2 separate regions of the Homo sapiens genome follow, and region 2 is linked to region 1. A link is an interaction called in ENCODE POLR2A ChIA-PET data of the cell type or tissue named here. Cell type or tissue: OCI-LY7. All regions are shown on one strand. Links, peaks and the distances in the headings refer to the core of each region. The heading gives the core; the rest is flanking DNA. Region 1 overlaps NUMA1 (nuclear mitotic apparatus protein 1). Region 2 overlaps RNF121 (ring finger protein 121).

The links. Peaks named below come from ENCODE experiments on the same cell type or tissue, not always from the same donor. Only the 100,000 strongest peaks of a DNase experiment are listed, where the experiment ranks them.
Region 2: POLR2A ChIA-PET joins it to region 1 with 14 read pairs; 8 of 35 experiments call an interaction of 5 or more read pairs at or near these places.

The regions. Positions count from the first base shown.
Region 1 is chr11:72,059,491-72,062,308 of GRCh38, forward strand. All of the region lies in intron 2 of NUMA1 (nuclear mitotic apparatus protein 1), which reads right to left. Among named protein-coding and RNA genes, the nearest start is that of MIR3165, 11 kb to the right of the region's middle. In OCI-LY7, for the core only: no CTCF peak of the experiment used is centred there; no DNase peak of the experiment used is centred there; H3K27ac peaks cover 458 bases.
Region 2 is chr11:71,992,310-71,995,127 of GRCh38, forward strand. It overlaps RNF121 (ring finger protein 121), which reads left to right. Exons shown (of 9, transcript NM_018320.5): 7 at 2,410-2,543. Among named protein-coding and RNA genes, the nearest start is that of IL18BP, 5.2 kb to the right of the region's middle. In OCI-LY7, for the core only: no CTCF peak of the experiment used is centred there; a DNase peak (open chromatin) is centred at 1,398.

The sequences.
Region 1 (2,818 bases), core at 214-2,713:
ACTCCTAGGCTCAAACAATCCGCCCACCTTGTCCTCCCAAAGTGCTGGGATTACAGGTGTGAGCTATCATGGCTGGCAATTCCTTAAACTTTTAAAAGCTTGAAAAAATCCTATGTAAGAATGTGCCACAACTTTATTTTCCCATTTTGCTACATCTGGACATTTAGGTTGTTCACAGTGTTTTGCATGTCAAAGAATGCTGTATTGATAACACTGGCAGCACATCTCTAATTTTACACACAAGCTAATATTTCTCTAGGATATATACCAATAATTAGAATTAATGGGTTGAAAAGCTTGTGTATTTTAAATGTCAACAGATATTCCCAAATTACCATCTAAAACTGTGTACTAGTTTATAGTCTCACCAACAGAGGATAAAAATTCCCATCTACACCCTTCTACCAATATATTTTATCAATATATAAGATAGAATATATTATTGTTTTAATTTATATCTTATTTCCAGAAAAGTTAAACATCTCCTCACATATGCAACTGTTCATTCTTATTTCTTATGAAAGGTATTACCATTTTGATTTTAAACATGAGGGTTCAGAGATGCTAGAGTGACACAACCAGTAAGTCCAGACATCAAAGCTGTTTTTTTAACAATTTCCCATCAAAACTAGGCCTCTTTCTGTCAAGTGTAATTCCCCCTACCAGCAGCCAGCAAACTATGGCCTATAAGTTAGCAGCCCATATTTTGTAAATCAGGTTTTACTAAAACGTAGCCACGCCCATTCATTTAAGTATTGTCTATGGCTGCTTTTGTTCTCCAATGGCAGAGGTGAGTAGTTACAACCACATGGTCTGCAAAGCCTAAAATATTTACTACTGGGGTCTAAACAGAAACAATAACTTGCCTAAGCACAGTGACTCACACCTGTAATCCCAGTGCTTTGGGAGGCTGAAGGTGGTGGACTGCTTGCTGTTTGAGCCCAGGAGTTCGAGACCAACCTGGGCAACATGGCGAGATTCCATCTCTACAAAAATTAGAAAAATAGCCAGTTGTGGTGGCATGCACCTGTAATCCCAGATACTCAGGAGGCTGAGGTGGGAGGACTGCTTGAGCCTGGGAGGCCAAGGCCGTGGTGAACTGCCATTGTGCCACCACATTCCAGCCTGGAAGACAGAGTGAGACTCCATGTCGAAAAAACAAAACGCACACACACAAAAAAAACAAGAGTTAAAAACTAAAGAAAAGCTCAGGTCTGGGCACAGTGGCTCATGCCTGCAATCCCAGTACTTAGGAAGGCTTAGCGAGACCCCATCTCTACAAAAAATAAAAAAAATTAGGCTAGGCACGGTAGCCCACACCTGTAATCCCAGCATTTTGGGAGGCCGAGGCGGGCGGATCACGAGGTCAGGAGAATCGAGACTGTCCTGGCCAACATGGTGAAACCCCATCTCTACTAAAAATACAAAAATTAGCTGGCCGTGGTGGCGTGTGCCTGTAATCCCAGCTACTCAGGAGGCTGAGGCAGGAGATCACTTGAACCAAGGAGTTGGAGGCTGCAGTGAGCCGAGATCGTGCCACTGCACTCCAGCCTGGCGACAGAGCAAGACTGTCTAAAAAAATTTAAAAAATTAAAAATTAGCCAGGCACAGTGCTGTGTGCCTGTAGTTCCAGCTACTTGGGAGGCTGAGGCAGGAGGACCCCTTGAACCAAGGAGTTCGAGGTTGCAGTGAGCTATGATCACACCACGGCACTCCAAAATCTGGGTGATAGAGCAAGACCCTGTCTCAAAACAAAAAAAGAAAAGCTTCTCAGTGGGGATTAGTTATGGTCTAATTGGCCACAGCCAGAGCATGGCTATGTTACAGTGTGTGGCTCATTTTCAAATAACTTTATATGCAGTATAGGTCTGGTATATAATCCCAAAGGAAAGAGCCCAAAACACTCAAATGAAGTCAAAAGACTTATCTTTACTTATGGGTTGCAACACTAAAAGATTTTCTATGCACTACTCTTCGTCTTCCTTGTTTCTTTTCTTTTTTTTTTTTTTTTTTTTTTTGAGACAGAGCCTCATTCTGTTGCCCAGGCTGGAGTGCAGCGGTACAATCACAGTTTACCACAGCCTCAACCTCCCAGGCTCAAGCGATCCTCCTTCCTCAGACTCCTGAGTAGCTGGGACCACAGGCAGGTACCACCACACCTGGCTAATTTTTGTATTTTTTGTAGAGACAGGGCCTTGTCATGTTGCCTAAGCTCATCTCAAACTCCTGGGCTCAAGTAATCCTGCCTCTGCCTCCCAAAGTGCTGGGATTATAGGCATGAGCCACCATGCCTGGCCCCTTATTTAATTTCATCTGGTTCCTACTGTCCTTCAATGATTTTGACAATGTAGTTCCTACCCACACACCACAATAATACAAAACCAAAGCAAACTCCACTATGTCTGCTGCTAAACACCCCCAACAAACACACATACACATCACACCACACCACACAACACAACACAGGTGTCTCCTTCCCTTTTGCTAGCAGATTCGCTAGGAAGCAGCTGCACATTTCCAGCAAGTCGAACAAACTGCTGAGAGCTAGGGCCCCTGACCATTGTGGGAAAGGAAGGCCAATTCTCCCCTCTAGATTGTACCCTTCTGAAGATCCTGGCCATGAAAGAAGTCATTTCTCCAGAGAATTTTAAGCCATTCAGTTCCTATACGGCAGGCAGGAAAGGTGTCATCCTCCCCATATCATCAGTGGAGGAACTCAGTGTAACTTGTTTCATTTCCTCTTACTTCAAAAGGTCATTTTAAGTAATAGGGTCATTTAGGTAATATCAGTGATCTTTTTAATTTCTCCTCGCATTCT
Region 2 (2,818 bases), core at 50-2,549, 67 kb before region 1:
TTTACCAAAAATTGGGGAAGCTTTCATACTTGCTTTGTTAATCTTTAACTGTATGTGTAAAGCTACACATTTCATTTCAACATTTAATATTAAAAGTGTTTTGAGTCTTTACTTAAGAGACAATTTGGTGTCTCTTAAATAGAGGTTTAGTGATGTCTTTGTGACAGAAATATGACACAGGAACTGAACTCTTGTTTCTATCAATTAGCCTGTGGTAAAATTGGTTTTGTTATATGTCGTTTCATTTAAAGTCACAGTTTCCAAGAAACTGTCAGTGAAGTGAGGACATACTGTATTTGAGAAGTATTTTGGACTTAGATATAGTTTGGTTCTGAAGACTGAAGGGAAAAATACAAAGGAAATATAGGTTTCAAAGCTGAGATTTCTGATTCGGCAACTGCTTGGATGGTAGTACCTTTCACTGAGATAGGAAATGCTGCAAGAGCAGCAGGTGGACATCACGGAGAGATGCTTAAATATGGGTAAATTAACAGCCAATCTGAGAAACGCAAGTAAATATTTCTATTTTTTTTTTCAGAATGGAAATATATCTTTATTGTTTTGCTGTTTATAAAAGTAGTATGTTCTCTTTGTAATTATTTAAACAACACAGAAGTGCTCCCTGTCTCAGTGTCATCCCCCAAGACCCCACCCCAAGAAGGAATATTTCCATCACCTTGGGTAACTTTAATCTAGTACCGTTTAAGGCCAGGGACTTTGTCCCTCAGTATCATGGGAATATTCTAATTTTTTCTCTACTGGATCAAATTGAAAACAGTACATTGGATCACTTTATTGACAGTTTATTAGGTTCCTTTTTGAACAACTGTCTTGTGCTTTACCTTCATTTCCCTCTTACCTATTTGTGTAGACATTGGATCTTCCTTTAACCAGTTTACTCCCCAGAAGAGATTTCTAGACCATGTCACCATTTTGACCATTTTGAAGTATACAATTCATGCATTAATTACATTTGCAGTGTTCTGCAACATTTTCACTGTCTAATTCCAAAATTTTTCTTCATCCCAAACAGAAACTCTGCCCATTAAGCAGTAACTCATTACCCCTTCCCACAGCCCTGGTTTACCTCTAATATACTTTCCATCTCTGTGAACATGCCTATTGTAGATATTTCATGTAAATGGAATCATACAATATTTGTCCCTTTGGCTTTTTTCACTTAGCGTAGTGTTTTCAGAGTTCATCCATGTATAGAATGTATCATTCCTTTATATGGCTGAATAGTATTCCATTGTGTGTGACACCGCATTTGGTTTATTCATTCATCTGTGGATAGGCACTTGAGTTGTTTCCACTTTTTGGCTACTGTGAGTAACGCTGTGAGCACTGGCGTTTAAGTGTGTTTAGTCCCTAGTTTCATATCTTTTGGGTTTATACCGAGAATGGAATTGCTTGGTCATTTGGTAATTTTATGTTTAACTTTTTGAGGACATGCCAAACTCTTTGCTTTCTTAATTATGATAATGCTTAAGTGAATATCTGTATTCATGAAGCTTCTTTGACACTTCCTCTTTTTTTTTTTTTTTTTGAGATGGAGTCTCGGTCTGTTGCCCAGGCTGGAGTGCAGTGGTGCGATCTCGGCTCACTGCAAGCTCTGCCTCCCGGGTTCACGCCATTCTCCTGCCTCAGCCTCCTGAGTAGCTGGGACTACAGGCGCCCCCCACCATGCCTGGCTAATTTTTTGTATTTTTAGTAGAGACGGGGTTTCACTGTGTTAGTTAGGATGCTCTCGATCTCCTGACCTCGTGATCCGCCCTCCTTGGCCTCCCAAAGTGCTGGGGTTACAGGCGTCAGCCACCGCGCCCAGCCTCCTCTTATTTCTTTAAATTCCTTGAAGTGAAATTAATGGGTCAAAAGGTGCAACAATTTGAGATACCATGCTAAATCCTATCTGAAAGGCTTGAACCCCTTTTGCTGCTGCCACAAATGTCTGAGAATGCCCTTGTCACCAAACCAACATGGCACTTAATATTTCACTGTTTTAAATGTTGGAGAATATTGTTGTCCATTTCTGGTGGAACCATAGTCTGGCGACAGAATGGCTTGCCTGACACAGCTTTTGATCACCAGCCCCAAGTCCTTCTCCCTCCCCTTCCCCTTATCCTTTGGTGCTGATCCAGCCCAGTTTATAGGTTCTGTTACATCTAACTTCCCAACTGTCTCTAGTCTGGTCACTTCTCCCCATCTGCCCAGCAAAGATGAGGTCGATTTGACTTGTAAAAGATTACCTTTTCTAAACAGTTTAAAAAAAAAAAGATGTCCTCTAACTCTGGGCCTCCCGCTGCCACTGTGCCTCTTCTCTAGAAGGCCTGAGGTCTCTGTGGAGCTTCCTACTTTGGCTGCTTCTCACATCTTTTCCTATCTTTCCTTCCTGCTATTCTCCTTCAGTTCTACAGCGAGTCGGGCATGCCTACCAAACATCTTTCAGACAGTGTGTGTGCTGTGTGTGGGCAGCAGATCTTTGTGGACGTCAGTGAAGAGGGGATCATTGAGAACACGTATAGGCTGTCCTGCAATCATGTGTATCCTGCCTCGAGCTCCTGGGCCACATCTCTCCTGCAATCTGCACACTGTAGTGAGAGAGAGAAAGAGGGTGGTCATGACCCTAGGCATGCTGTCCAGACCCTTGAGTGTAGGAGAGCCACAAGAGGGCCACCTTCCCTACCCTTTCCCACAGATCAGAGCCACTCTTAGGTAAACAGTGGTTACAACCTGGCTGGGTCTGAGAGGAACCTGAGGCTGCAGCTAGTGAGGCTGTGCTAGCAGACCTGAGATCTGACCAGTCACAGGGGAAGAG